Linked DNA regions of Homo sapiens: region 2 is linked to region 1. A link is an interaction called in ENCODE POLR2A ChIA-PET data of the cell type or tissue named here. Cell type or tissue: PC-9. All regions are shown on one strand. Each heading gives the region's core, and the rest is flanking DNA. Links, peaks and the distances in the headings are about the cores only. Region 1 overlaps KCNK5 (potassium two pore domain channel subfamily K member 5). Region 2 holds the start of KCNK5 (potassium two pore domain channel subfamily K member 5).

The links. ChIA-PET counts read pairs that join two places held together with the same protein. Peaks named below come from ENCODE experiments on the same cell type or tissue, not always from the same donor. Only the 100,000 strongest peaks of a DNase experiment are listed, where the experiment ranks them.
Region 2: POLR2A ChIA-PET joins it to region 1 with 5 read pairs; 5 of 35 experiments call an interaction of 5 or more read pairs at or near these places.

The regions. Positions count from the first base shown.
Region 1 is chr6:39,176,976-39,192,140 of GRCh38, reverse strand. It overlaps KCNK5 (potassium two pore domain channel subfamily K member 5), which reads left to right. Exons shown (of 5, transcript NM_003740.4): 5 at 386-3,170. The coding sequence ends at 1,251. Among named protein-coding and RNA genes, the nearest start is that of KCNK5, 45 kb to the left of the region's middle. In PC-9, for the core only: no CTCF peak of the experiment used is centred there; DNase peaks (open chromatin) are centred at 4,210, 6,740 and 7,070; H3K4me3 peaks cover 1,185 bases; H3K27ac peaks cover 5,021 bases.
Region 2 is chr6:39,228,546-39,243,710 of GRCh38, reverse strand. KCNK5 (potassium two pore domain channel subfamily K member 5) reads left to right here and starts at 14,236. Exons shown (of 5, transcript NM_003740.4): 1 at 14,236-14,785. The coding sequence starts at 14,600. RefSeq lists an enhancer at 12,931-13,658 and silencers at 13,946-14,295, 14,396-14,475. In PC-9, for the core only: no CTCF peak of the experiment used is centred there; no DNase peak of the experiment used is centred there.

The DNA.
Region 1 (15,165 bases), core at 2,427-10,426:
TGTATTGTTAGTGGAGCTGGGGTTTTACCATGTTGGTCAGACTGGTTTCGAACTCCTGACCTCAAGTGATCCACCTGCCTTGACCTCCCAAAGTGCTGGGATTGCAGACGTGAGCCACCATGCCTGGCCTGTCTTGACGTTTCTAGTTGAGGAAACCGAGACTCAGAGACAGGCTGGAGACTGGGATGGGGTCATGAATGATGGCAGGCCCAAGCCCTTGAGGAAGATGGGATAGTCCAGGGTCTAGAACAGGCCCCTTTCTATCCCACTGCACCCCCGTCCTGTGCTCTGGCCTGACCCCTGCTCAGATCACACAGCATTGGCCATTGCACATTTCCCGGGCCCTGCTAACTCTTCCTGACCTCTGGACTGCCTGTCCGCTCAGGTGTGAACCCCAGCGCCAACTACCACGCCCTGTACCGCTACTTCGTGGAGCTCTGGATCTACTTGGGGCTGGCCTGGCTGTCCCTTTTTGTCAACTGGAAGGTGAGCATGTTTGTGGAAGTCCACAAAGCCATTAAGAAGCGGCGGCGGCGACGGAAGGAGTCCTTTGAGAGCTCCCCACACTCCCGGAAGGCCCTGCAGGTGAAGGGGAGCACAGCCTCCAAGGACGTCAACATCTTCAGCTTTCTTTCCAAGAAGGAAGAGACCTACAACGACCTCATCAAGCAGATCGGGAAGAAGGCCATGAAGACAAGCGGGGGTGGGGAGACGGGCCCGGGCCCAGGGCTGGGGCCTCAAGGCGGTGGGCTCCCAGCACTGCCCCCTTCCCTGGTGCCCCTGGTAGTCTACTCCAAGAACCGGGTGCCCACCTTGGAAGAGGTGTCACAGACACTGAGGAGCAAAGGCCACGTATCAAGGTCCCCAGATGAGGAGGCTGTGGCACGGGCCCCTGAAGACAGCTCCCCTGCCCCCGAGGTGTTCATGAACCAGCTGGACCGCATCAGCGAGGAATGCGAGCCATGGGACGCCCAGGACTACCACCCACTCATCTTCCAGGACGCCAGCATCACCTTCGTGAACACGGAGGCTGGCCTCTCAGACGAGGAGACCTCCAAGTCCTCGCTAGAGGACAACTTGGCAGGGGAGGAGAGCCCCCAGCAGGGGGCTGAAGCCAAGGCGCCCCTGAACATGGGCGAGTTCCCCTCCTCCTCCGAGTCCACCTTCACCAGCACTGAGTCTGAGCTCTCTGTGCCTTACGAACAGCTGATGAATGAGTACAACAAGGCTAACAGCCCCAAGGGCACATGAGGCAGGGCCGGCTCCCCACCCCACCTTTGATGGCCTCTTCCCCCCTCACCCTAGGGTGTCCCGAGATGACCGGGACGCCTGGCCCCTGGTGGGGGGGCAGCCTCGGAACTGGGAGTGGGGGGCCAGGGGCCTTCCTAACCTTCCATCATCCTCAGCTAGATGTATGCCCGGGACAGGGCCTCTGTTCTCCAGCTGAACCATACCCTGGCTGTGGGGGCATCTGTCCTGAGCTTGGCTGGTGTATCTCACAATGCAAAGACATGCTGGCTGGCGGGACAGGTGGGCAGGACTGACCCTGAGGAGGCCTTGCCTGCAGGGTCTTTGTCTCACCATTTGGTGGAGTATCACACGGTTCTCTGAGGTCTGGGGCCTCAGCTGTTTAAGTTTACCGGTATTACTGAGCTCGGCATTTGGAGAGGGAGCTCTGAAGTGTCTGGGGAGGTACCGCTGTGCGTGGGGTCAGGTGTTTCCGTACCACAGCAGGAGCAGGGCCCGCCCGCATCCCAGCTGTGGGCCTGCCGGTCAGGTCGGGCACCTACTACAAACCGTAGTGGGGTGGAGGCTGCTGGAGGTGGGAGTGAGGAGATGAGGGCAGGGTCTCAAACAGTCCTGACTCACAGGGCCTGGAAACAAGTCCTATGTGGGCCTGGGGCCTGGGGTCCTCATCCTCCTTGTTGGTCTACTCAGGCCCAGCCCAGAGCTGTGTTCCCTGTCTCAGGTCAAGCAGTGGCAGACGCAAGGCTTTCTGTGGGCCCCCAAGTGGTAGGAGGGAGAGTAGCAGAGCATGGGTTACTGGAAGCCGGGACTGCTAGGGCTGGTGGCCAGGGAGCTGCAAGAGTGAGGCTCAGCTCTGGCTGGTTCTGCCCTTACCCCTCCTGCCCGCCTGAGAACTGCACACCCTGCCCGCTGGCCCCAGGACCTGCACTCCCAATCCTGCTGTCTTCTCCTTCCCTGTGCCCTGAACAAGGACCTCACTGCCCGCCTTCCCCTCCCACCAGCCCCCTTGGGCCAGGCAGGGTGAGGCCAAATTGCTCTTGGCCCACAAATGGGTGATGGTCAGATATGTGAATCAAGCTCCTTTCTCTAGCTAGTGTTTGATGTGCACGTGTGTGTGCACAGTGCGTGTGTGCACACGCACACCTGTGCACTCGTGTGTGTTTAAGAAAGGAAAGGATTTGGGCTGGGGAGCAAAAGATAATGTGAAACTGTTGGTGGACTCTCTGGTGAGGGGTGGGCAGAACTTGCTGCTACTAGAGTTCTTGGGTTCTCCATGATGTTCACCCTGGGGCTGGCCCACTGTGTCCTGAATGTTTTTGTTATTTTTTGTTTTATTTTTTAAACAAACTGCTGTTTTTATATACCTGGAATCTGTTGTTGGCTTCAGAGCCAGTGGTTAAAGAGCAGGGTCCCAAGGATTGGGAGATCTAGTGTCTGCCCTCCTGCCCTGCAACTCAATTGGGCCTTTTTCGGTGACCTCATCCAAGGCCATGATGTCAAGGGCCATGTCCCCAAGCAGAGGTGGAGAAGGGGACACTGAGGTGAGCAAAAGCAGGAAGGGGCATCCACTGCGGGTGACTGGAGGCCGGGCAGGAAGCAAGTCATCAGAGCCGCTCAGCTCCGTTCACTCTCTGCCTTCTGCCCCACTACTGTGGGGCAGTGGGGCCAGAGCCCACCTCCCCAACATGTGAAGACAGTGATGGGCACGTGCCCACACCCCCACTTCTCTAGCCGTTTGCAGAGGCCGCCACCCAGCAGGGGCCTGAAAAGGAGCAGCCTCGTATTTTTCTGTGAAATGTTTTAATGAACCATGTTGTTGCTGGTTGTCCTGGCATCGCGCACACTGTATGTACATACTGGCAACGATGTCAAATGTAATTTATTTTAACATTTTTACAATAAAACATGAGGTGGACAGGCCAGCTTGGTGTGTGCTGTGTGTGGGTCAGGTTAGAGAGGGGTTGGCTTCTGGCCTCTGAGCAGCAGGGGAGCCTGGGCGCATCCACAGAAGATAGAGAGGACTCAGGACAGACTGATAAGAGGATTGGATGGTCTGGAGGGGAGAAAAGAATGAAAAGAGATGAAGAGAGCGGGGAGAGGCAGGCCTCTGTGGGGAGGTAAGGACGCGGGAGGAACATTGCAGTAGAGGTTTGAGAATCAGGAAGGAGTGGGAGGAGCAAGGGGAGAGGCGGGGTGATCATGGCAAACGCATGTCACTCACCACTTTGTCAGGCACTAAATGCTTGCACTGAATAATACGTGAGTGGACTCATTTGACCTGGCAAGAACCCTGAGAGGGCATCAGTACATCTCCATTTTATAGACGAGGAAACAGGCACAGAGAAGTTGCCTTGTGCAAAATCTCAGTAAAAATGGTGAGACTAGATTCAAACCCAGGCAGCCCAGCTCCTGTCCCCTCTACCACTGTGATGAGATGAAAAAGACTACCTGTGGTTTTGTGGCACACCCAACATCTCTGGAAAGGGCTCCTGTCTCCAGGTAGGTGGACCAGAGAACTTGAGCGAAGCTCAAGCCTTCTCAACTCAAGGGGTGGGCAGGAAATGTAGAGCCTGAGCGTGGGCACTGTGGACTGGAAAGAATGTGAAGGAAGAATGGAGCCAGGCTCAGCCGGGCATCTGTCTCCATCTGTCTAAAGGGAGGCTTTGTCAGGCTTCAGCTGTTTGGGGACTGGCCCCTTCTATGACCATTTCAGGGCTCAGCACCAGAAAGGATGATTTCTGAGTTCATTGGAAAAAAAAAAAAAAGTATGATTTCCGGAGTGAACCACATTTTTCATGAGGGCATGGATGTGTTTACAAAGGATTATATGTATTTACCAGCCAATTCTGCAACGACACCATCCCTCCCTCTGCCAACATCACTCCCTCTTGCCCTCTTTCTGCTCCCCCCGACCCCTCTCCTGCCATCACACACAGGTCCAAGGTTCTCCGGTTTTGCTTTAATCACATTCAGCCTCAAGGCAATAACAGTTCCATAACACTGTAAGCCCCACCTTTATTCAGCACTTGGCCTGTTCACAAACCCCATTGACAAACATAGCCCAGGTTATTTGGCCCATCTACAGTTGAGACGAGAGCTTGGGGAGCATGACTTCCTAAGGGCACCCAGCTGGACTGAGGCACAGTTTTGCAGAACTGTGTTCACAGATGATAAAGCACAGACCCAAGATTGGGTGGAGGTGTGGCCTTGGGTCACTGTGGCCAGGGTTAGTCTGGAGCTTTCTGAGTAAGAGATGGGAGGTAGGGCAGCAGCTAGAGCAAAGGGTGGGGCCCAGGAGGCCTCAAGTTCCCCAGGGGTCATGAGCAGGGGAGGGGTACCATGTGGAGGCATGGGGAACATTCCATCACAGTCCGGGGAGCTATAGGGTGGATGGGAGTGGGGCCGGTGGAGGAGGCTGGCGAGTGGCGGAGGAGTGGCAGATGGGTGGGAAGTCACTGGAGATAACACTAGCAGGGAAATCCTTCTGTTGAAGTCATTGATGTTTTGTTGTTGTTTTTTGAGACCGAGTTTCACTCTTCCCCAGGCTGGAGTGCAGTGGCATGATCTCAGCTCACTGCAACCTCCACCTCCCGGTTCAAGTGATTCTCCTGCCTTAGCTCCCGAGTAGCTGGGACTACAAGTGTGAGCCACCACGCCCAGCTAAATTTTGTATTTTTCAATAGAGACAGGGTTTCACTATGTTAGCCAGGCTAGTCTTGAACACCTGACCTCAGGTGATCCGCCCACCTCGGCCTCCCAAAGTGCTGGGATTACAGGCGTGAGCCACCGTGCCCGGCCGTCATTGCTGTATTTCTAATGCAAGGCAGAGATAATTGGATTGGTGAGATCTGGCGACTTGCTGGGGTCCTCGTGGAGGCAGCACTCCTCCTTTCATAGGCCCCAGGGCTCCATTCCCAGCAGGCTTCTCCGCTGTCCTAGTAAACCAGCACCTGCTCTCCACCAGCACCACCTGGGCTCTCCATTATTTGTTCCACTAATGTTTACTGAGCACCTATGTATCATTATCCTCATTTTACAATGAGGAAATTGAGGCAAATATAGGATTTTTTCCAAGCTGAAACAACTATTAACTGGCAGCAAAGCAGCTTCCCTGACTTGCATTCTCATTCCTCATTCTACCCTCTAAGTTTCTGATCTGACAGGGGAGACATCTTCAGAGAACCCAGAGTCTGATGGAGGTGAGAGACAGCGTCTCCCTTCAAGGAGTCTAATCTGACAAGGAGGAGAGCACAGAAAGACCCTCAGGGTCCCAGCTGGGCTTCTTATCTCCTGCATGATCCTGGAGGAGACATTTAGCTCCCTGCCAGAGGTGATGAAGAGAAACCAGGATGTTTGGGTTTCACCTCCTGACTGGAAAGAGCCAGGCAAGGTAATCAGCAGCCACCATTGCATCTGAAGCTCTCATAAGTCTGGGGTAGAGTGGTGGGGAGGGACAGGCAAGCTGGGCTGCACAGCTCTGGGTGGGGCCTCCAGAAATGAGGCCCCTGAGGTTTGGTCTCAGCTCTGCCATTCATCTCTCCATTCTTGAAATAACAGGTTCCCGGTTTCCAAATTCATGCACAACTGGTCCAGGAACCAATGACAACTCGTGAATTGTCAGGATGTATTTCACAGTGAAAACCCCTCCCTAAGATCTCTGTCCCGTCTATCCATCATGGCCCCATCACCAGGGTCCAGGCCACCTGGCCCCTCACCTGGATCTCCCACAACAGCGTAGGGCCTGGCACCTGGTAGGGGGTCCACAGATATTTGTTGAATGAATGAATGAGCCCCATCTGCTGGTCTCCCTGCCTCTAATACTGACTCCCTTTCTACCTGGCCATTACTGTAGCCAGCAACCTAAACTCAAACCTGACCCATTTCTTTTCTGTTTTAAACTCCTCAGGGGCTCCCCATTGCTCTTCCACCCCCTCCCCCCCGCCCCACCTCTCTCTTCAGCCTCCTCTCCTTTCCCACCTCTCTGGGCTCCAGCCACTTTGCCGTTGCTGTTTCCTCTGCCCTGATGCCCTTCCTCTCTCTCTCCTGGGTAAGTCCTGAGACCTAGTGGGATTAGATATGGATATCACCTTCTCTGGGAAGACTTCCACAATTACCTGTAGCCCTCCCGGATTCTGGGCCAGGTGCTCCTCCTCTGTGTTCCAGAGCCCCTTCCTCAGTAAGCTGCCTCTCTCCCACCGAGCTGTTCTGATGTTGTTCCAGCTCCCTGCCTCCTGGTCTTATGCCTCCTCCCCTGACTGGGAGCCGCTAAAGGGCACAGGGAGTAGCTTGTCCACCTTCAGATTCCTGGGAGCCCAGTGTGGAGAGGGGCCCAGCTTTTCCATGTTTACTAAATGGAGGGTAAATGAACTAGAGGCCTGGCCCCTCCTACTGGTAATTCAGTCCCTCTCTTCCTGGGGCAGAGGCCAAATCAGGGGGCAAGGCTTGTTCCAGAAGGGCGAGTCCCCACAAGGCCAGGTGGATGATCTTGAGGGCCCTTGTGGCAGGCTGAGTTGGCCTGGTGAGTCACCTTATCTTGTGCCAAGTCACTTGAATCTGCAGGGCAGTACTGGAATAAAGCACACCTTATTTCTCCCCACCCCAGGGAGCACTGTCATTGGCACCCCCTTTTCCACTTGCCCCATCTCCCCATCTTCACCTCTTACTGTTCCCAGGTGATTCCGGGAGCTGGGCCTCCCAACCCAGCAGCTCCCCAGTCCCCACGGTTCCCTCAGGATTACCTCTGCTCCCAGCAACCCTGCACACCGGGCCCAGCCTCTCAGTTCATAAAGCCCTTTCACACCCATTCCTGGGTGGGATTACGCAACAGCAGGGAGCCAGGTGCAATATTTTACAGGCCTCAATTTAAGGGCCTTTTCCAAATGAGGTAATAAATGTTTTGGTTTGATTTTCCAGGAAAACAAGGCCTAAGGCTAGAACTGGGAGATGGTCAGAAGAAGTAGCAGAAAGGGATGTAGAGGTAAACATGGGGAAAGAGGAAAAGGTCATACATGTTCATTTTAGAGCTGTTTCAACTGTGGGCAACTGGGGCTTAATCCCACTAGACCTCCCCTGAAAAACCTGTAGAATACACCTCAGATTTGTCCATCTGAAGGACAGGGACCATTTATCCACCAATTCCACCCTTGTTGGTTAAGGATGGCCCCAGGGAAATTCATCCCCACCCTCCTTTCATACATGTGGATGCAACAGGCGGTATTATCAAAAGATGACTGCGACAATATCTCCCCACTCACATTCTCATCTGCAAAATGAACTGGCCACTCCCCAACAGGAAGCAGAGTCTATTCCCTTTGAATGTGGGCTGCCCCCAGGACTGTTTTAGTCAATGGAATATGGCAGTGATTCCTGTGATTTCTGAACCCGTGTGTGTGTGTGTGGGTGTGTGTGTGTGTTTTGTTTTTTTGTTTGTTTTTTGCCCAGGCTGGAGTGCCCAGGCTGTTGTGCAATGGCACGATCTCGGCTCACTGCAAGCTCCGCCTCCCGGGTTCACACCATTCTGCCTCAGCCTCCCGAGTAGCTGGGACTACAGGCACCCACCACCATGCCCAGCTAATTTTTGTATTTTTAGTAGAGACGGGGTTTCACCATGTTAGCCAGGATGCTCTTGATCTCCTGACCTCATGACCTCATGATCCACCCACCTTGGCCTCCCAAAGTATTGGGATTACAGGTGTGAGCCACTGCACCTGGCCGAACCCACATGTTAAGGCCTGGCAGCTTCCACTTTGGTGCTCTGGCGGAAGCCAGCTGCAATGTAAGAAATCCAAGTACCTTGAGACCCACACTGTGAAGAAGCCCAAACTCGCCCATGGAGATGGCACATGGAGAGAGAATTGGCCCCACTGAGATTCCATCTTGAACACTGCAGGCCCAGCTGATGCCATACAGAGTGGAGCCCAGCCAGCCCGCAGATTGCAGAATCATGAGCAAAATAAATGATTGTTTTCATAATCCTGAAAGCCTGGGAGTGGTTTGTTACACAGCAATAGATAATTGGAACACTGGCTGGGCTTGCCCTGAGCTATGTGACCTTTGCCGGGCTTTGGAGAAAGCTTGGAGGTAGAAAGGTAGAGAGACACCTGGGCACCCTGAGGTGGCACTACAGCAGCGGTGAAATGCCAAGTGGGCTGAGGGATTGGGCCACCTGGCACAAATAGTATCTCCTACCTGGAGGCTAAAACTCTTTGCCCTCGAACACAATAATTGGCAGAGCTGAGACCAACTGTCACTGGGTCTTCTAACTCTTCACCCGGGGCTCTTTTCCTTATGCAACATCAAAGTTCGTACCTTCCAGATATCAAAGCCCATTCTACTTTAGGGTCTCTAGTTCTCCCTGCTATGTTTAAAGAGCCTGGGTTCTGCTACTATCCAGCTGCACGACCTTAATGGCCATATCCATCATTGACAGGATGCTTATAGGCACTGCCCAGGATACTTTATGCATATGATCTCACGTAATCCCACAACAGTGTTATTACCCAGTTTGGAAGCTGAGGCTCACAGTGATTATACAACAGCTAGAGGTGGAGTCTGGGTTCTAACTTAAGGATCCAGGGCCTGTGCTATTAACTACAGTGTAAGCCGGCCAGGGCAAAACTCTCCTGCTCAAGGACAAGAGTGTACAGAGAGGGTGTCCTGGCTGCAGCTCCAGCCACTCCCCAGAGTCTGCCCTCCTCATCTCCAAGACCAGTGAGGTGGACCAACCAACCCTGCAGGGACTACCCAAGAATCATCAGGGGATTCCTGGGCTCCACCTTGGGAAGATTCTGATTCAGAAGCTCTGGGGTAAAGCCCAGAAATACCCAGGTTCTGGGAACACCTGGCTGGAGATCTCAAACAAAGGTCAGGTCTCTCCAAGCTTCCCACATCCCTGCCAATCCATCCCCACCTGTTTTCATTCTGCATTGAAATCTGTGTTGACATCAATAATGTAAAATTTCCTCCTCCTTCTTTGATTCCTTCACCTGCAGCTCTGGCCAGCTGAGCTGCTGCGTTTTAGGTGTTGACATCACACATTATTTAACTCAGATGACCTGTATTTGTTGAGTCTCTCGAAGGTTGCCTAGAACACCTGATGCTGGTGACTGAGGGCAAATGAACAGCTACCTGGCAGTCAGGCCTGGAGCAGCCAGACACCTGCCTCTTTCTATCAGCTCAGATTCCCACCCTCAACAGTTCACTCCAGGGGAAATTTTCTGACCCAGTGGCCTGGAGCCCTTTTATACCAGCTCACGGGAGCTGGTGGTTAACTTTTTGGAAATTTTGCAAGCTGGTTGTTAAACCACAGCCACTACTAAAAAAAATTAAAAAATTAAATTATATAAATATGCAATTAGATGGTATTAAGAACAAAGGTCATAAGTATGTAAAATTCATCACTTCCTAGCTATTTTGCATCTTACTATTATTCATGCTTTTGAGGTGATTTTTCATCTTCTACAGGTATATGCAAATACCTGTAGATATGCTATTGTGTTTCTCTTTCCAACTTGACGTTTTGTGACACCATATTGGTAGCTAAAAATTGCCCATAGGACAAGCATTTACACCGTGGAAATGGGCAAACACTACCAATTAGGGATCTCTGCTCTCCAGAGAACCAGATGTTAAACATTCATCAGCACATCACTGCACTGACCTCTGGAATGATTTGCAGGCTGGGAAGGGCAGGGGAGAGTGAGGTTTTGTCCATCCTGGAAAGGAAGAAGCAGTCTCTGGATTTCAGGGAGAATGTAATTCGTGAAGTTGTCACTTGCACTCCCTCGAGCGCCTCAGACCATTGCTGATTAGGGATGAAGATTCAAGGCCCATAGGAGCTAACTGCAGGGGTGATGAGTGAGCAGTCTATGTGTACTTGCCCCCTAAATGTACATAGAAGCTCTTGGGTCATGGTCCAAACTGGAGGCTTAAAGGGACTTCTGCCTTCAGCTGGAGTTCTGAGACTGCCGAGGGCCTAGTCCAGGAGCTGTCTTGCCCTCTGCTGAACTGCACTGCAGCTTCAGACAAGTCTCTATGTCCTGGGTCTCTTTATAGTTAAAGGGGAGACCCTCTCAGCAAAGACTAGGTCCTGGCAACTGGATGAAAGCTATTGAGTGTGTCAGATTCAGACTAAGGCTTTGCAAAGATCATATCACTGAGCAGAAACACACAGCCTGACACATAGGATACTGTGACTGAGGCAAGGAGGGAACACAGAAGGGAATCTAAGGTCTTCTAGAAATTCCCTGCCCTCGAGTGAAGAGGAAGGGATGACTCCACACAGGATGTCCATGGCCCCAGTCAGAAGTGGCTACTACAGAGGTCCAGGGCCCCTCGGTCTCACCCCACAAGCCAGTCGTAGTACAGCCCCGTCCCATCAGGGCAGGCATCATCCTGCAGACCATCAGGCCTGCTCCGGGCATTTGAGCCACATGTGGTGCTCTCCCTCTAACAATTATGGCTCTTAATTGAGCACTTACTTTTTGACAGGCTCTGTGCCTGGCACTGTACAAGGGGACCCCGGGAAAAGGTTCCTCTTTCTTTTGTTCTCTTCCACTCTCATACTCATGTGTGTGTGTGTGTGTGTGTGTGTGTGTGTGTGTGTGTGTGTCTGTGTCTGTGTTTGTGGTAGGAGGTGGAGGAAGGCATTGTGAAGGGTTGGAATCAGGGATCCTTAATGACCCACACAGAACTGCAGTGCGTTACTAGTTCAGGTTCTCCAAGAAGCAGATGCCATGACTGGATTAAACCAGAGAGGACTGCATTGAGGGAAACACCTATGAGAGGCTGGGAACGCTGTCTGACCACCATGCAAGTTCTATCCCAGTGCCTATGAAGGTTGAAGCTTAGGTGGAAGCAGTCTAGACTGCCACGCAGGCTAAGGAAAGTTAGGCAAGGCTGCTGGGGAGTCCTAGAGCCAAAGGCGTCTCAGACATGTCTCCTGGGAATTGACCTGCCTTGCTATTCCTGCTGCACTCCGTTCCTGGCAGGGAGCAGCCCACAGTCTGGGCACAAACTTGGCGATGGATTGGAGGCCACAGGGGAGACACCTTTCAGTGCCAGGACTTTCAAGGGGATGCTGGGCCCTCTCCTAGGTTTCCTTGAGATTTCCTGCTGTATCCTGATCACACACTCTCTTCTTTCCTTGAGCTCGTGAAAGTGGTCACTGTGGAAAGTGTCCTCACTGTATCATCCCCAACTCTCAGCCCCAGAGACCCTGACCTACTGTCCAGGAGAGGCACCCCAAGATATGCATAAGAAGTCTTTTCTTCAAGTGTCTCCTCTACTGGGTGGCCTGATTCTACACTAACCGTCTAGAAAGATTCACTTGGTAGTCCTCGCCCTCCCAGATTTTCTTGTCTGCTCTTCTCTGCCTGGCAGGTAACTTCACATTTGCGGCTGCTAACTTGTTCTCTAGATGTTTTATGGGTGTCTGTCCCATCTTCCCGGTGAGAGGGGAGGGGAGGGGTTGTTCTTGGAACTGCCTCAAATTCCAGGCTTGGCCCTTTCCTAGCTGCATGACTCAGGCAAGTCACTTCACCTACCCGAGCCTCTATTTCTTCATTGGAAAAATGGGGATTCTAACGTACCTCAAGGGTGAGAGCGATGGCACCTCATTTCAAATACCTTCCCAGGCCCTCTCATTGGTCTATCTTGTTTCAGGTTTCCTCTCCTAGTTAGCTTTGCCAAGGTGGGTCACATAGTTCAAAGACAGCCACCTAGGCTGGCCCGTCTTCAGCAGGGATTGTGGGTAGGGAAAGCATCTCAAATATATCTACCACACTCACCATCTTCTCTCCCTCCCACTCCACATTCATTCATGGATGCCTTCAACAAATATTTACCAAGTATCTTCAGAAACAGCACTGAGAGTTTGAAGGCAGGGGAACTAGGCCTAGACTTGTGACTTTGGGGACGGCATTGCCCCTCTATGGGCCTCAGTATCCTCTGTAACATGATGGAGGCCACATTTCAACTAGATCAAAGGTTCTCAGCCCTGGGAGAACATCAGAATCATCTAGAGAGTTTTAAAATAAAATGCTGAAACCCAACCACACCCCCACCCCTACTCCTGCAAAGATTGTGGTTTCATTGGCTGGAATGGGGTCTAAATGACACACTTAAAAAAAAACCCAGTTGATTCAAATATGCAACCAGGGTTGAGGACCATTGGATTAAAGGTGAATCATTAGATTTTTGCTAATAATTCAATGGCTAAAGTGGTGCTTAGCCTGCAAGAGGTGCTCAATAGATGCTCCTTGAAGGAATGAATTCCCTTCAGCTATAACATTCTGTTCTTAGTCGAGGGGGTACTGGGGAGCTCCAGTTGGACCAAAATGAAGAGTTTTCTCAAAACCAAAAAGACACTGAAGGAAGGAGGAACACTACCAGTTAAGGAGGAATCTCAGAGTGGTTCTTCCTTAGAAATGGACCAAGCTGGATTCTCTAACTCTTTTGATACTTACCGCCAGTGTGGGAGCCTGGAGGCTGGAGGACTGCCCTACAGCAGGGATGCGGCTTGAGGGTCTGAAATCTGGCATGAGATCCCCCTACTCAATAGCCCTGTGACCTCAGCAAGTCAATGAGCAGCCAGATTTTCACCTACAAACCAGGAATACATATTTCTCCTTCACTAGATTTTGGGAAGATTGACAGAGACAAAGGATTGGAAAGCACTACAGGAATGTAAGAGGTTATTCCTATTAAGCCGAATCCCTGGTAAATCCCAGATATGTGGCTGCCTGAAGTTTCCCTAAGGGAGCAGGAGAGAGAGGGAACTAAATTGTCCAGATCTGACTTGGAAAGTGACAGCTGTCCAGTCATAGTTCTCCCTGAACTTCAAGGAGTCACCCATTCCCAGGAGGGAAGGAATGACGATAATGTACATACTGCCCCACTTAATCACCTCCCAAAGTCCATACCTCTTAATAGTGTTGCGCTGAGGATTAAGTTTCAACATGAACTTTGGAGTGGAGACCATCAATCAAACCTTAGCACGTGGCAAGAGAGGAAGAGACAGGAGCCAGGCCAGCCTTGGTTCTCCTGAGATTTGTATCTTAACATTGACCTTCACCTTTTATAACTAGTAGGTTCCTTGGCACTCAAAGAGCCTTGACCCATCTAGGCACAGGCAACATGAAAAAGCCTGTAGGTGCAAAAGACCCTGCTGTGCTCCTCACTTTGCCCCCAATATCCAACAACATCCCACTGAGGTATTGAATTCCCAGTCATTGAAACTGCTCAGGCAAAGCGTAGGTGTCTACCTATGGAAATGTTGACAAGTTGATCTCAAAGGCCCAGCCCAACCATGTGATTCCGAATTTCCACAATGAGTGGTGAGAGCGGTATTTTAAGATTGTTTTTTCTCCTTCTTGGCACCCGGTGCCCCATGCCTGACACTTGGTCCCTGGCAAGGAAGCCTGTATTCCTGGGGATGGGAGTGGAGCAGTGCAGTAAACAAAGAGTACAAGAAAGTTCCTTCTGCCCCCTCCCCACCTCAGCGCACACACATCCCTGTGGTGGGAGAGCGGTGGGGGTACGGAAACAATGGGAACCTATGAGTCATGGGGACAATGCAAGGCAGGATAATGTTTCTCCAAAAAGGCTCCCTCCAGCCATGTCCGGAGGAGCTGACGTAGGCAGCTGACAGGCTGTGACATCTGAAATGACCCCTAATTCTGGTCAGTCACTTGCCTTGCTGTGAATGACCTAGGTTTTCTTTTTATCTTTTAACTCAACTTTTATTTTTAGCAAAATGATATATAAAAATACCTTCAGAAAGTCGAATAATACTACCTGGATTACAATGGAAAACAGCAGTTGCCTGCCTCACCCTTCCCCAACCCCAGTCCCCAGAGGCGACCTCTTTTGGACTTTCAAGTTATTTCTTTTTATTTTTCTAAATATCATCTGACTGTTTTTTCTTATCGCATGATTATTTTTCTTGTCCCACTTAGTTAGTATGGATTCTCTTTCTACAACAAAAGATGAGGATTAGCCCCTCTCCACTCCAACACACATCCTTTGCCTATCCTCCCAATATAGCAAGATCTCAATTTATGCTTAAATCTCAATTTGGTGTTTACATTATTATGAATGCATAAATATTACATAAGGTACTTAAGTTGCACTTTCTTTCTTACATGACATTTTGCTTTCCGTGTTTTTTCTTTCTTTGCTTGGTTTTGTATGTTCCTAGCACAAATAACTCCCAAACTCCCTGCTATCGCTATAAAGCTCCTTTCAAACAGGTTACCTATTAGTCCCATTTGTTTGTTCTTGCCAACGTATCTTCCAGGGTTGACCATCTTTCTGCTCCTGGCTGGATGGTTGCTCTCTAGGCGTGCTGCATACCTACTACCCTGAAGCATTGCTTCCCCATTAATTGGGAATTCCGTTTGCCTTCATCCTACATTGGAGCCCTTGTTTTTTGAATCCAATGCCATCTGTCTTTTCTTGTTTACTTCCTTGTTTAGTGAAATGCTTCCTTCAATCATTTCCTGAGAAATGGTGAAAGGAAGGTAAAATTTTTGAGACCTTGTATGCCTAAAAAAAACTTTATTCTACCCTCAAGCTTGATTGATAGTTTGGCTGGGTATCTAAATCTAGGCTTGAAATTTTTTTCTTCAAAATTTTGAGTTTTTCCTTTGTCCTCCAGCTTCCTTTATGGCTGTGGAGAAGTTCAGTGACATGCTAATCCTTGGGCCTTCAGATATGGCTGGGGTTTTTTTGTTTTTGTTTTTGTTTTTTTGTCTCTCTCTCTCTCTGTAAATTCTTTAGAATCTCTTTATTTCCAGTGCATTGGTTGGTATATTTTTCCATTCACCATGTGGGTCCTTAGAGCTCCCCTTCAATCCAGAAGCTCGTGCCCTTTGCTCCTTTCTGGGCCTATTAAGTTCTATCTTTTTGAGTGGGACC
Region 2 (15,165 bases), core at 3,288-11,287, 51 kb before region 1:
TCACCTCTGGGATCAGGTCACATCCTTGTCTCAGTGAAGTTTCCTCTTTCTCTCTAAGAGCTCTGAAGAGAGCCATAGCTGCTATCATCTTGGTTTTCCAGCCTGGGAGCAGAAGCAGGGCAATTTGATCCACTTGGGAGAGGACAACCACCATCCGGGTGCTGAGACACCCAAATCCGCCCTTTTAGATTCCTGAATTCCTGACCCCTCGTCCACACTGCCCTTTAGGCTTCTTCACCCAGGTGTGCTAAGAACACCACACACTGAAAAAGCCCTAGATGAGCTCATTATCTTTGCTGCCCACTCTCCTCTCCTTGCCTTATTCCTTACTTTGCAATCTGCCCGGTTGTCCAGATAAGACGAATTCTTTCTCTCTGAGGCCTGGTAATCCTACCCCTAAAAGGACCCTAACTCCTCACCTCATGCTGACTATGAAGTGCCTTCCTCTGTCTGTCACCAGGGCAAGGCAGCAATCTCCTTCCAGCTCTCCCTGCTGTCCCCAGCCTCCATCTCCAGGCCCCCAGGATCACCATTCAGTCAGTCAACATTGTGTCAACGATGTTGATGGGATACTACGGAGAGCAAGCTAGACATAGACCATGCTTCAAAGAACTTATAGTCAGTAGGGTCTTTCTTTTAGTACCTGTCTAGAAAGAATGCTTCTCTGCAGTGTTTGGTTTTTACTTATTTTTCATTTTTTGAAATGGAGTCGTGCTCTGTCGCTCAGGCTGGAGTGCAGTGGCGCGATCTCGGCTCACTGTAACCTCCACCTCCTGGGTTCAAGCAATTCTCCTGCTCTCAGCCTCCCAAGTAGCTGGGATTACAGGTGCCTGCCACCATGCCTGGCTAATTTTTGTATTTTTAGTAGAGACGGGGTTTCACCATGTTGGGCAGGCTGGTCTCGAACTCCTGACCTCAGGTGATCCACCTGCCTTGGCCTCCCAAAGTGCTGGGATTACAGGTGTGAGCAACCGCACCTGGCTTGCTTTTTTTATTTTTAACCGACAAATATAATTGTACATATTTATGGCATACAACATGATGCTTTGAAAAATGTATATAGTGGAATGGCTAAGTCAAGCTAATTAACATAGGCATTACTTCATATGCTTGTCATTTATTTGTGGTGAGAACACTTCAATCTACTCTCTTTGCAATTTTCTAGCATACAACACCTTGTTGCTAACTACAGTCAGCAAATTATGCCAGGCCTGGGCTAAATGCTGGGGGTGCAGAGACGGACAACTCAGTGGAGAAGACAGATGTCAAGCAAATAATCACCCACATTAATATGTGATTCTTACCTGTGATATTTCTCATGAAGCACAAGGGAGGAAGGGTCAGGAGGGCATATGCTGGGGTCAGGGCCCTTGGGGAAGTCAGGGAAGGCTTCTGCATGGGGGAGTGGAGCTTACTAAGCTGAAGGGGGTAGATGGGAGAGTGTCTGGGGAGACAGCAGATACATGTCCGGGCCTACCGTAACAAAAGGAGCCCATGAAAATCTTTGAATTTCACAAGGAAAAGAATGAACTTTTAAATAAAAGAAAATGCTTTAATATATAATAATGATGTACTCGTCTTTATAGTAACACACTTATAAACTATAATTATAGTTTATACATTATAAACTATAATTTATAGAGAAAGGGACCTGTGAAGGCAAAAGTGCCTGAGGTCCAAGAAGGTCATAATGTGGCCCTGGCATGAAGAGCTGTGGGGCGGGAGCAGAGGCGGTGGGGGTACTGAGGGGAGGGCTGGAGATGTGGCCACAAAGATGGCAGGGGTTGGATTTGGAAGCCATAGTACAAATTTAGGACTTTATCCTAAACACAGACTTGACAAGCATTTTATTGAATCTCTAAAATCAATTTTTAAAAAACTCCACAATACTGGGCAACACAGTGAGACCCTGTCTCTACAAATAAAAAATTAGGCCAGGTGAGGTGGCTCGTATCTGTAATCCCAGCACTTTGGGAGGCAGAGGCGTGCGGATCACGAGGTCAGGAGTTCAAGACCAGTCTGACCAACATGGTGAAACCCCATCTCTACTAAAAATACAAAAATTAGCAAGGAGTGGTGGCATGAGCCTGTAATCCCAGCTACTCAGGAGGCTGAGGCAGGAGAATTGCTTGAACCTGGGAGGCGGAGGTTGCAGTGAGCCGAGATCACCTTTCACCATGTTGGCCAGACTGGTCTTGAACTCTTGACCTCGTGATCCACTTGCCTCGGCTTCCCAAAATGCTAGGATTACAGGTGTGAGCCACTGTGTCCAGCCATCATCTATAGTTTTCTGCACAATCTTTCTCCCTTCCCTCCTCTTTTTTCTTTTTTTTCCTGTTATATATTTGTTAAAGTGAAACCTTGTCTCTACTAAAAATACAAAAATTAGCTGGGTGTCGTGGTGTGAGCTACTCGGGAGGCTGAGGCAGGAGAAACACTAGAACCTGGGAGGTAGAGGTTGCAGTGAGCCGAGATCATGCCACTGCACTCCAGCCTGTAGACAGAGTGAGATGCCATCTCAAAAAAACAAAAACAAAAACAAACAAACAAAAAAACCCAAACCAAAAACAAAAACAAGAAACCAGGTTGTTTGACCTCCATTTTGTTGATTACATTCCTGTGGTGTTGTTTAACGTACTCCTCTGGCCCCTGAATTTTCTAGGAATGGGCTGTTGGGTCTAGAGGCTCGGTGGGGTTCAAGTTCAACTGTTGGCAAGGGTGGCACTGAATACTTCCTTTTGGGAGTGCATAAAGTCTGCCTTGTCCCTCCTCTGGGGATGTTGCCAGCCACTGACAGCCACTGCCTAGGATGTGAGTCTGTCAGGGGCTTATAGCACTCTGGCACCAGCTGGAGATGGGAGAGCAGGTTGGAGGCTCAGGTGGGTACAACATCTTCCTGTTCCTCCAGGGAAGACTTCCTCCCCTGGTGGAGAAAGAGGCAGCCGTGGTCCATAGGCCCTTTCTCTCTACCACCTCTGAGCATTGACAGTCCTCCACCCTGTATAGGAAGTCAGTCTTGGCAAATGAAGAGGACCTCATCTGGGCTTTCCTGTGCCTTAGGTTTTATAGTTTTAGAATCAGCAGCAGGGCCAGCTCTGTCATGCCCCAGCAGGTAAAAGCCTGGCTCCGGAGGGGTATGGGTTGGGTGCTTGAGGAGTAAAGTTCCCTGGGGCCTCACCCTGTCTAAGTGCCATCAAACCAGCCTGGGTCTCAGTTCTGGCTTCCATGCACACTAGGTAGGGCAAGCTACTTACCCCCTCTGAACCTGTTTCCTCACATGCAAAATGCGGATGATTACAAGGCCTGCATAGAGGCTAGTCGTGAGGTTAAATGCAGTAACATTATAAAGTGCTGAGCTCAATGCCTGGCATTGAAGAAGCAGGCAGTAACAGTGACTCAGATCATGGTATCACTTTATAACTGGTCCCTTCCTTGCCCAGACTAGTAAAAAACAGTGGGAGGGAAGAGGAAGACCATCCACCCCAATATCTTCACCTTCAGTAATGTCCTTCAGCTGGACATGAATCAGTGGTTTTTTTCCAGGCTGGGCCAGCTTGGGTCCCTGACAGAAGGATAACATTAAGGTGGCTGGTTTGAGGAGGAAGGCGCTCATAACGTTAGATCAATAGTAACTTAAGTGTCATGGGCCCCATAATAACACAGGGGACTCCAAGCCAGTGGATCCCCAGTGCCTTGTGAGCTGTCACTCCAGAACACGTCTTAGGACTGCATGGCCAAAGTCCCGTGTGTGTTCAAGTTCTGTTTATTGCCCAGCTCCTTCTTGGACATTGGCTCGGGAGGCAGAAATCCCAGGAATCCTGGTTGCTCCTTCCCCTTGGCATTCTCCTCATCCTCCTCCCTTCCCCACCCGCCTCCCAACCAATCCTCAGGCCCCTCTCCCATTCAGTGGACAAGTGGCCAATTGTCTCTGGGATCTTGGTGTCCCTCAGGAGCAGCCAGATCCAGGCCAGATGAGGATGCCATAGGCATTAAACAGTGGGTCTGTATGAGGCCTGCTGGAGCTGCTTAATGCAGCCAGGCGGCAAGGGAGGTCAGGGGAGGCAGGCTGGGGGAGGGGCTCCATGTGGGAGCAAAGTGTTCAGGCAATGGGGTAGGAAAGGCAGATTAGTATTGGTGCCAACTCCAGAATGCAGCAGGTTCTGCAGACAGCAGCATAAAGTAGCAGGGCTCTGAAGACAGGGGCAGGGCCCTAGATCACAAAGCTGCTAACTCCCCTAACATCTCCTGAATCGTCCCTGCTTCCCACTGCTACTGCTCCTACCTTCCTTCTGGTCCCCGTCATCTCGCCCCTGAACTATTGCTACCACCTCCTGAAGGACGAGCTGCCTTTGTGAATTCTTGGAAGTGCTACAACAATCAGATTACTTGCCTACTTAAAACCTGGGCAGAATGCATAAGCTTATTTTTGTTGCGTGCACCCCTCTGGTAGCCTGGTGAAGCCTGTGGACTTCTTCCTATGATGATGTTTTATTTTATTTTTGAGATGGAGCCTCACTGTCACCCAGGCTGGAAGGCAGTGACACGATCTCGGTTCACTGCAACCTCCACTTCCCGGGTTCAAGCGGTTTTTGTGACTCAGCCTCCCAAGTAGCTGGGATTACAGGCATGCGCCACCACACCGAGTAATTTTTGTATTTTTAGTAGAGAAGGGCTTTCTCCATGTTGACCAGGCTGGTCTCCAACTCCTGACCTCAAGTGATCTGCCCTCCTCAGCCTCCTAAACTGCTGGGATTACAGGCATGGCCACCATGCCTAGCCCCTAGGGTGATGTTTTAAATGTATAAAATAAAATATACTGAGCTGGGTGCGGTGGCTCACGCCTGTAATCCCAGTGCTTTGGGAGGCTGAGGTGGGCAGATCAGTTGAGGCCAAAAGTTCGAGACCAGCCTGGCCAAGATGACAAAACCCCATCTCTACTAAAATTACAAAAAAAAATTAGCCAGGCATGGTAGTGGTTGCCTGTAGTCCCAGCTACTCGGGAGGCTGAGGCACGAGAATTGCTTGTACCTGGGAGGGGGAGGTTACAGTGAGCTGATATAATACTCCTGCACTCCAGCCTGGGCGACAAAGTGAGATGCTGCCTCAAAAAAAAATATATATATATATATACACACACACACGTATATATGTACTCACATATGTATATAATGTACTATACATATGTATACACATATGTATATAATGTATTATAAAGGCAATCAAGTATGTTAAAAAACAATGATCAATATATTTCTTAAAAATAAAATTTGTGACCGGGTGTGGTGGCTCATGCCTATAATCCCAACACTTTGGGAGGCCAAGGTGGGCCAATCACTTGAGGTCAGGAGTCTGAGACCAGCCTGGCCAATGTGGTGAAACCCCATCTCTACTAAAAATACAAAAATTAGCTGGGCAAGTGGCGGGCACCTGTCATCCCAGCTACTCGGGAGGCTGAGGCAGGAGGAATTGCTTGAACCCGGGAGGTGGAGGTTGCGGTGAGTCGAGATCGCACCATTGCACTCCAGCCTGGGCAACAAGAGCGAAACTGCATCTCAAAATAAATAAAATAAAATTTGCAAATAGTAATATATGAGCTTTTTTTTTTGAGACAGAATATCTCTCTGTCCCCCAGGCTGGAGTGCAGTAGCACTATCTTGGCTCACTGCAACCTCTGTCTCCCGGGTTCAACTGATTCTAGTGCCTCAGCCTCCAAAGACATATGCACTTTTTAATAAACACCTCATATGATAAGTTACAGCGGTGGGTCTCCTAACTGACATAATTTTGAGACAAAATTTTGAACTATCTGCCACCATGTTCATGGGATAGGAAAAGAACTGTGATATCTGTTGGTGAGAGAGTCTCGGGTACTGCTAATAGTACTTTGGTTTGTTGTCTACATTTGTTTTAAAAGGCAGTGCTGGCCAGGCACAGTGGCTCACGCCTGCAATCCCAGCACTTTGGGAGGCCAAAGTGGGCAGATCACTTGAGGTCAGGAGTTGGAGACCAGCCTGGCCAACATGGCGAAACCCTGTCTCTATTAAAAATACAAAAATTAACCGGGCATGATGGCTCACAACTGTAATCCCAGCTACTCAGGAGGTTGAGGCAAGAGAATCACTTGAACCCGGGAGGCAGAGGTTGCAGTGAGCTGAGATCGCACCACTGCACTCCAGCCTGGGCAACAGAGCAAGACTCTATCACATTAAAAAAAAAAAAAAAGTATGAATATGAGGCATTGTAAATGGTTGCCCAAAGACATTGGCAGGGTCAGCATGGCATTGTCATCCCTACATGCCAAGTGCAATTGTCCCCACTGACCATTTCTTCTTATCCTCAAAGATCCTGTCTTTATTAAGGGTGACCAGCAAAGGAACTGAGCTGGAAGAGACCAGCAGGGAGAGGTTGCAATCTCCAAAAGAGCTACCCCAAGCAACCCAGGAAGCTGCTCACCACAGGACAGAAAGACAAGGGAGGTATTCCCAAAGGGCTGCTGGGCATGCCCAGCCACCCCACAATGGGTGGGAGAGGGTGGGCCAGCAGGTGGAGGATTCTCAGCACAGAAGGAAACCAGAAGACTTCAGGGAAGCTGGAGGAGGCCATGGGAGAGGGGAGTGGTGACCTCATATATGAGGGGAGTGGTGACCTCATATATATGAGGGGAGGGAAGCATGCTCAGGTAGTGAGGACAGCCGTGGACTCTGGGCACGGGTCACCCTGGGTACCTTGAGCAAGTTACTTCACCTCTCTGAAACTCAGTTTCCTCATCTGTAAAATGGGCTGATCATCCCCCATGGTGTCATTGCAACCATTAAATGAGATAATGAAAATGATGAAATGCTTTATTTATCTGCACTATCTTATGTAGTGTGTATTAAATATCTAGCACATAGTGAACACGGCAAAAGCACCTTATTATTATTGCAAAATTTTTTAAGTTGCTTCAATTTGCTTACCCTTTCCACTTGGCTTTTCCTCTTTTATCTCCCTCATCAATCAGCGCTGTGCTATAACCCCAAACCTCCCTGCCCAAGGTGCCTGTAGAGTCTTCCAGCCCAGAACAACCTAGGGGAGGATGAGGTGGAGGTGTGGAGTGTGTGTGTGTGGTGTGTGTGTTGGGTTTCCTGTGAGCCATCAGAACTTGTATAGAAGTCTGGGTGGGTATGTGCATGATGCATTTTCTCTGAGGAAACAGTCATAGATTCTCAAAGTAGTGACCAAAACAAATAAAGGCTAGGATCCACAGAAGTAAAATGTTAGATCTTAATGCAATAGTCCTTTCTCGGTCTGAAAAGAGGTCTTAGCGAGAGGGCAATGTTTAACACCGAGAAATGGCTCTCACATGATGGAATTTCAGGAATCAATGATTGTTGGGGAGAAAGGTTTAGGGGTAGGTACCATAAATCGCACCCTGCCGTGTCACTCTAAAAATGACCCAGTTTAAGGAATAGCTTTGGATGACCTCTAAATTGGTTCAGAATGAGGGCCTCTTTTGTTACTAAATTATTTTTCCTGGCCATAGAAATTTTAGACGTTGGCAAATCGCAATAAATTTCTGATATTACCATTTCGCTTTTTAAGAAAAAGTCTTTGAAATGACAACAGAGACTTATCTGAAATCTTCAAACGTAAATAATTCAGAATTAGTGCTTGAGCTCTGCTCTTAAGCTACAAGGACACGTTTCTCGATAATGGGCTTTCAGAGCAAAGGATATGTAGCTTTGCTATTAAGAGTGACTGAAACCCTGCCAGGGCAACATTTACCTAACTTAATTATCGCCACTTAGCCACATCTCTCTCCTCAATGCCCGGCTAATTCTTGCAACCTCAAATATCGTACATTGAATTTACACATTCTACATTTCACTATTCTTTTAATTGTGGTAAAAAGTATATAATAAAATTTACCCCCTTAGCTATTTTGAGCGTACAGTACAGTAATATTATCAGTATGCACACTGTTGTGCAGTAACTCTTTAGAACATTTTCAATTTGCAAAACTGAAATTTTATGCCCATTGAACAACTCCCCTTTCCCCTCCCGCTCCCACCATGGCCACCACCATTCATTCTACTTTCTGTTTCTAACAGTTTGACTTCTTCAGATACCGCAGATAAGTGGAATCATGTAGTATTTATCTTTTTGTGACCAGCTTATTTCATTTAGTATAATGTCCTCAAGGTTCATCTATGTTGCAGCATGCAACGGGATCACTTTTTTTTTCTTAAGACTGAGTAGGCCGGTTGTGGTGGCTCATGCCTGTAATCCCAGAATTTTGGGAGGCCAAGGCAGGCGAATCACTTGAGGTCAGGAGTTGGAGACCAGGCTGGCCAACATGGTGAAACCCATCTCTACTAAAAATACAAAAATTAGCTGGGCGTGGTGTCGTGTGCCTGTAATACCGGCTACTCAGGAGTCTGAGGCAGAAGAATCACTTGAACCCGGGAGGTGGAGGTTGCATTGAGCTGAGATCATGCCACCTCATGAGACTCCATCTCAAAAAAAAAAAAAAGACTGAATAATACTTCGTTGTATGCATATACCATTTTCACTATTTTTTAAAAACATCCTTGTTGCTCTGCTCTGTGATTTATTTTGTTCAGTGATGTTTCTCCTAGTATAAAACGTGAAGCTTGCCTTATCATGTACATTAAATTTACCACTCAGAAACCTTTCTAATTGAGTAAATGGAGAATTTGTAGACATGAAAATTTAAGATATATTTCTTTCAGAGGTTCTGAAAACAAGTCGGTGGACACAGTGGCTCACGTCTGTAATCCCAGCACTTTAGGAGACTTAGGTGGGTGGATCACCTGAGGTCAGGAATTAAGACCAGCCTGGTCAACATGGTGAAAGCCTGTCTCCACTGAAAATACAAAAATTAGCCAGGCGTGGTGGCGCATGCCTGTAGTCCCAGCTACTTAGGAGGCTGTGGCACGAGAATCACTTGAACCCAGGAGGCAGAGGTTGCAGTCAGCTGAATCTCACTAGTGCACTCCAGCCCGGGCGACAGAGGGAGACTGTGTCTCAAACAAAACAAAACAACAACAGAAAGAAAACAAAAAACAAAAAGAAAAAAAAAGAAAATTTAACAGATATTTCCCCAAGTTTCCAAATGATCCATTGGAAATAGGGCAAGTTTATAAAATAATTGATAATCTTTCATAATGTAAGTGATTTTATAAGGCATTTCATATCATCTGTCTTTTAAGCAATATGACAAGAACAAAAATAAAAATAGAACCTGTTGACCTTTTCAGTTGACAGCTACAGAGCTTTTTATTTATGGAAATAAGGTTTTCAAGTAATGATGATATTGAATCACTTTACGCTCTTAATGGCTTTTTATATAACTCCTTTGATCAGATCCGATTTGCAGAGGGTGACTATTTTCCTCTGAAATTCTTTTTTTTTTTTTTTTTTTTGAGACGAAGTCTCACTCTTTCGCCCAGGCCAGACTGCAGTGGCACTATCTCGGCTCACTGCAAGCTCCGCCTCCCGGGTTCCTGCCATTCTCCTGCCTCAGCCTCCCGAGTAGCTGGGACTACAGGCGCCCGCCACCACGCCCGGCTAATTTTTTGTATTTTTAGTAGAGACGGGGTTTCACCATGTTAGCCAGGATGGTCTCGATCTCCTGACCTCGTGATCCGCCCGCCTCGGCCTCCCAAGGTGCTGGGATTACAGGCGTGAGCCACCGCGCCCGGCCTAAAATTCTTAAACAGAATATAAAACAATGTAAACAAAAATGTTACAAAACAGAAATAAAAACAGCATTTGTGTTGGATTACCAAGTGTTCATTTTACCAAGAGGATAATCCCTTTACCTAATTGAAATAAGGAAGAAACAAAGGTGGGTGTGAACCTTTTATGGAGAGATCCTGGAAGCATGACCTTGGCCAAAACAACTGATGGCTCAGCCAATCTCTGGAGATGAGACCTGCAGAAGTTTCATTATTTGTTGCTGTCAAGGTGAAGCTCAACTCCATCCTGTGGATGAAGAGTCAAACTCTGTAGAGTATTTGAAGAGATTTATTCTGAGCCAAATATGAGTGACCATGGCCCATGACACAGCCCCAGGAGATCTTGAGAACATGTGTCCAGCGTTATCAGAGTACAGCTTGTTTTTATACATTTTAGGTTATAGGTGAATTCGAAGATTTTCTGATTGGTAGCTGGTTGAGTTTATCTAAAGACCTGAAATCCGTAGGAGGAAATGTCTGGGTTAAGATAAGGGGTTGTAAAGACAAGGTTCTTATTATGCAGGTGAAGCCTTCAGGTAGCAGGCTTCAGAGAGAATAGATTATAAATGTTCGTTATCCAACTTACAAAGGTGCCAGACGACCCCGGGAGCGCAGGGAGCGCTCCTGCAGGAGCATTTCAAAATAGGCCAAATGAATATATTTTGGGGTAAAATACTTCGATTTCTCTCAGGGCCTGCTGTCATGATTCTTATTGCTACAAAGAGTCTGTACTGTCAGTCTTAAGGTCTCTGTTTTTTGGGTTTTTGTTTTTTTTTTTTATTGAGATGGAGTCTCTATCATCCAGGCTGGAGTGCAATGGTGCCATCTCGGCTCACTGCAACCTCTGCCTCCCGGGTTCAAGCAATTCTAATGCCTCAGCCTGCTGAGTAGCTGCGATTACAGACATAAGCCACTACGCCCAGCTAATTTTTGTAGTTTTAGTAGAGACAGGGTTTCACCATGTTGGCCAGGTTGTGCCTTAAGGTCTCTGTTTTAATATTAATGCTGGTCAGCTGTGCCTGAATTCCAAAGGGAGGAAGTTATAAGGAGGCATGTCGGCTGGGCGCTTTGGATCACACCTGTAATCCCAGTGCTATGGGAGGCCAAGGTGGGCAGATCAGTTGATGTCAGGAGTTTGAGGCCAGCCTGGCCAGCATGGTGAAACCCCATCTCTATTAAATATACAAAAAATTAGCCGGGCGTGGTGGCTCATGCCTGTAGTCCCAGCTACTTGGGAGGCCGAGACATGAGAATTGCTTGAACCCAGGAGGCAGAGGTTGCAGTGGGTTGAGATTGTGCCACTGCACTCCAGCCTGGGTGACAGAGTGCGACGCCCTCTCAAAAAAAAAAAAAGGAGCCATGTCCAACCACCCATTCCATCATGGCCTGAACTAGTGTTTTGTGTTTACTTGAGAATGCCCTTGGTCAAGAGGAAGGGTCCATTTGCTTGCTTGGGAGGGGCCTAGAATTTTATTGTTGGTTTACATTCCTCAGAGCTGATTGCCTTCCAAAAGGTTGCACTCTGAAATTATTATCAACCCTGATCAATAATCATAATACTAAGAACTACACGTATGCTATTGGAATGGATTTATTTATCAGCCCTGTAGGAAAATATATATCTCACATCACCTCATTCCCATTTACCCACTTTTCCCTTTTCCAATCTTAAGGCTCGTGTTGTCTAAATATTCGATAGTTTCAGCACAGTTTACATTTTATAAAAGCCCCCACTGGCTGCTGTGCAGAGAGCAGGTGTGTGCCCCTGATCTACAGAAGGTCAAGTTGATCCAACTATCTGGCTGGGGCAGGGGAGTTGGAGAGGGGAGTGGGGAGATGGGGAGGGGAGGGGAAGTTGGGGGAGGGGAAGCACATTCAACTGGGATGGAGACAAAGGAGAGAGGCAGGAGGAGGGAGAATGAAGAGCTGGGGAAGGAGCTTTGGAAAAATACAGGAAAGCAAAGGATGCGGCGACAGAAGGAGAGGATGAGGAGTCAGTCAGCACCACATGGAGAGCAAGAAGGAAGAAGGGGACAGGAAATGCAGAAACAGAGTGGAAGGACAAAGAAACTACAACATACAGAGGCCTCGAATAAAAATCAATTCATCTCAAAGTGTTCAGCATTTTCATGAGGCTGTGAGACCGAAATAGGAAGAGGCCCTTTATTTTCTTAGGAAGAGAACACAGACCGGAGGTGGGAGAGGAATGGTAGGGAATTTTCCAAACAAAGAGAGGGCCTGTGGCCTCTCAAACTGCCCCCACCCCATGCTCACTGAAGCGTTCACACTGCAGCCCTGAACTCTTCACAAACAGGGTGAACTCCATCCAGAGAGGGGGGATCCGGAACCCATGCTTGGTTTCCATCCCAGCTGGAGGGCTGGAGAATGAGACTGCAGAGCTAGGGTTCAGGCCACAGCCTGGGGGACAGGGTAGGCAGGAGGTCAGCAAGGCTTAGAGAAGATGGATATGTTGGGTTGGGTGAGAGGCCTGGTGCTGGGAGTGGGTTGTCTACAGAGAAGCACCCCCAGGGCCTTGTCCAGGATGATCCTTGGCCAGGGGGGTCCTGAGGGGACTGGCACTGCACACCTCAGGGATGCAGTATCAGGAAATCTGGGGCTCCCCAGCTTCCTGCTCTGGTCTTCTTCTCTGGACACGCTCATGTTGCCATAAGGAGAGACAGAAACATCAGCAAAATCAGATCAATGCTTCCAACTGTATCCCTAACCCCTCCATTCCAGCCAGATTTGGAGATAGTACAGATACCCCCCTCCCCAAGTAAAGTGTCTCTTGACACCTTGGGGTTCAGGCCACAGCCTGGGTACAGGGTGGGTAGGAGGTGAGAAATGACTCCCCTTCTTCTCGATGGAAAGAAAAGGCCTTGGCCAGGGGACAGTGCTCAGGGACTCTGGCCACTCCAGTACCTGCCCCTACAGAGGCCAGAGAAGGGCAGGGCCAGCCCCTGGTACAGAGCACTGAAAGGAGGTTCCCCCTCCAACTTCTGACTGGTGCTGGTTGAAAGACTGAACAAACTAACCCACTGAGCTTTTTTCCTCACTGCAAAGTGGGTCGAATGACAGGGCCTGCTTATGATGCATGGAAGGGATTCAGTACTTCCTGGGGTTTACAAGAGCTCAGAGAATGGCAGCAAGGCGAGTTAGAAACATCCTGGGCACCTGTTTTTAACAAATTCATTCACTCCTTCATTGCACACATGGTTATTGAGTGTCTGCTATGTATGTAACAAGCACTGTGGATACATCATTACACAAGACAGATTCTCCATCTCCCCAGCAGACATTTCCGTGTGTGTGTGTGTGTGTGTGTGTGTGTGTGTGTGTCTGTGTGTGTGTGGCGGGGAGAGGGCACAATACAGAGTAAACAATAAATAAAGTTATATAATATAGCAGAGGGAATTTAGTACTAGGAAGGACATAAAGCCAACGAGGGAGATAAGGTGGCGGGGGTGGAATTTTAAATCAGCTGGAGCATATGTATGAAAGTGGGCCGGGCGCGGTGGCTCACGCCTGTAATCCCAGCACTTTGGGAGGCTGAGGCGGGCGGATCACCTGAGGTCAGGAATTGAGACCAGCCTGGCCAACACGGTGAAACCCCGTCTCTACTAAAAATACAAAAATTAGCTGGGCGTGATGGCGTGCGCCTGTAGTCCCAGCTTCTTGAGAGGCTGAGGCAGAAGAACTGCTTGAACTCGGGAGGCGGGGGTTGCAGTGAGCCGAGATAGTGCCACTGCACTCCAGCCTGGCGACAGAGTGAGACTCCGTCTGAAAGAAAAGAGGAAAGGAGAGGAAAGGAGAAGAGAAAAGAAAAGAGAAAAGAAAAAAAGAAAAGAGGCCAAGTGTTTCCCGTAGAGATACTGTGTATTGGGGGGGCGCACAGGGGTGCCACGAATTGAGCTGCCCACTCCTTCCAGATGCAGGGTTCTCACCCGGGTAGGTGAGAACGGGGTGAGGGGGAGGAATCACGCGTGGGTGGCTGGATTAGTTCCTGATGTCCTCTGATTCCCTACAGCTTCTTCAGCCCCGTTCTAACCCCCTTCCTCAGGCTTACAAGAAAGTGTGTGGAAGAGAGACACGGAGAGACTGAGCATTAGACTTTTTTGGAAGAAACATCAGTAAATGAAAATGGAATTACAATAAAAATAACAAAAGCAATAAACTCCTGACCTCAGTCACAATCATTTTAGTTAACACGCCAGTCCTAATAACAAACACGAGTCCCTGAGACCGCAACCCCTCGGGCACCGCAGGGCGTGCAGGTCTGGGCGGGCGGCGCAGCCTCCCCTGGCGGCTGACCCTGGGAGCGCGGGGAGCGCCAAGCCTCTTCTAGCGCTCACCTCGCGCTCACTCCTGCGCTCGCCGGGCTGCTTGTGCGGGGAAGGGGCGGGGCCCGCCTGGGCTCCTCCCCGGTCGGAGCCCGGAGCAAGGGGGCAGAGCGCGCCGGGCGCTGGTTAAAGAGGCGTGCGGAGGCGGGCGCGGCGCATACTGCTAGTGGCGCGCGGAGGAGCGACGCGTGGAGAAGCGGCCCACGTGTCTGCCCAGAGTCAAGTCCTGTGTTCTTCCCGCTCCTTACGCATCCGCGGTCCAGGGCGCCCTTTCAGCCCCGCTGGTGTTCGCCCACCCCGGGCCGCGTGAGTGGGGCCCCACGCAGCTCCCCGCACTCCGTGGGCCAACTTGGCCAAGCAACTCTGTCCGGGGAGCGGTGCTTGCGGGGGGTGAGTACCGGGCACTGCGCATGCGGAGCTCCAAATTCAAACAGCTGTTTTCAGAGGCTGGAGGGCGGGCGGACTGGTAGCAGCTGGGGCTAGGAGAGGCTTTCTCTAGGAGGCGGCCGCTCGGGAGCCATGGTGGACCGGGGCCCTCTGCTCACCTCGGCCATCATCTTCTACCTGGCCATCGGGGCGGCGATCTTCGAAGTGCTGGAGGAGCCACACTGGAAGGAGGCCAAGAAAAACTACTACACACAGAAGCTGCATCTGCTCAAGGAGTTCCCGTGCCTGGGTCAGGAGGGCCTGGACAAGATCCTAGAGGTCAGTCGCCGCCTGTACCCCCATATACATCTGAAGCTGGCTTGAGCTTTAGGGGGCGCTGAAAGGAAGACCCCTTCACAGCTTTGGGTGACCCTCAGTCCCTGTGGAAGGTCCAGGGGGTGATGAGAGAGCGTGTCTCATCATGGGTCAGGCTTCGAGGATCTGTCGCTCACCCGAGGGACACAGGGGTCCCCCAGGCGCGGAGACTCTTTGGAACTTAGTTTGGCCGGAGACAAATTGGAGTTGATTCCCGGGTGAACTAGGCTCCACGGTGTTTCAGTGTGGGTGTGACGGTACCTCCCTCCTTGGGAAGAGGCTGTGGGACGGATAAAGGCGTTTATCTTTCCCTGGAGACGCTCCCGGAGTCTGGGAGCCAAGCC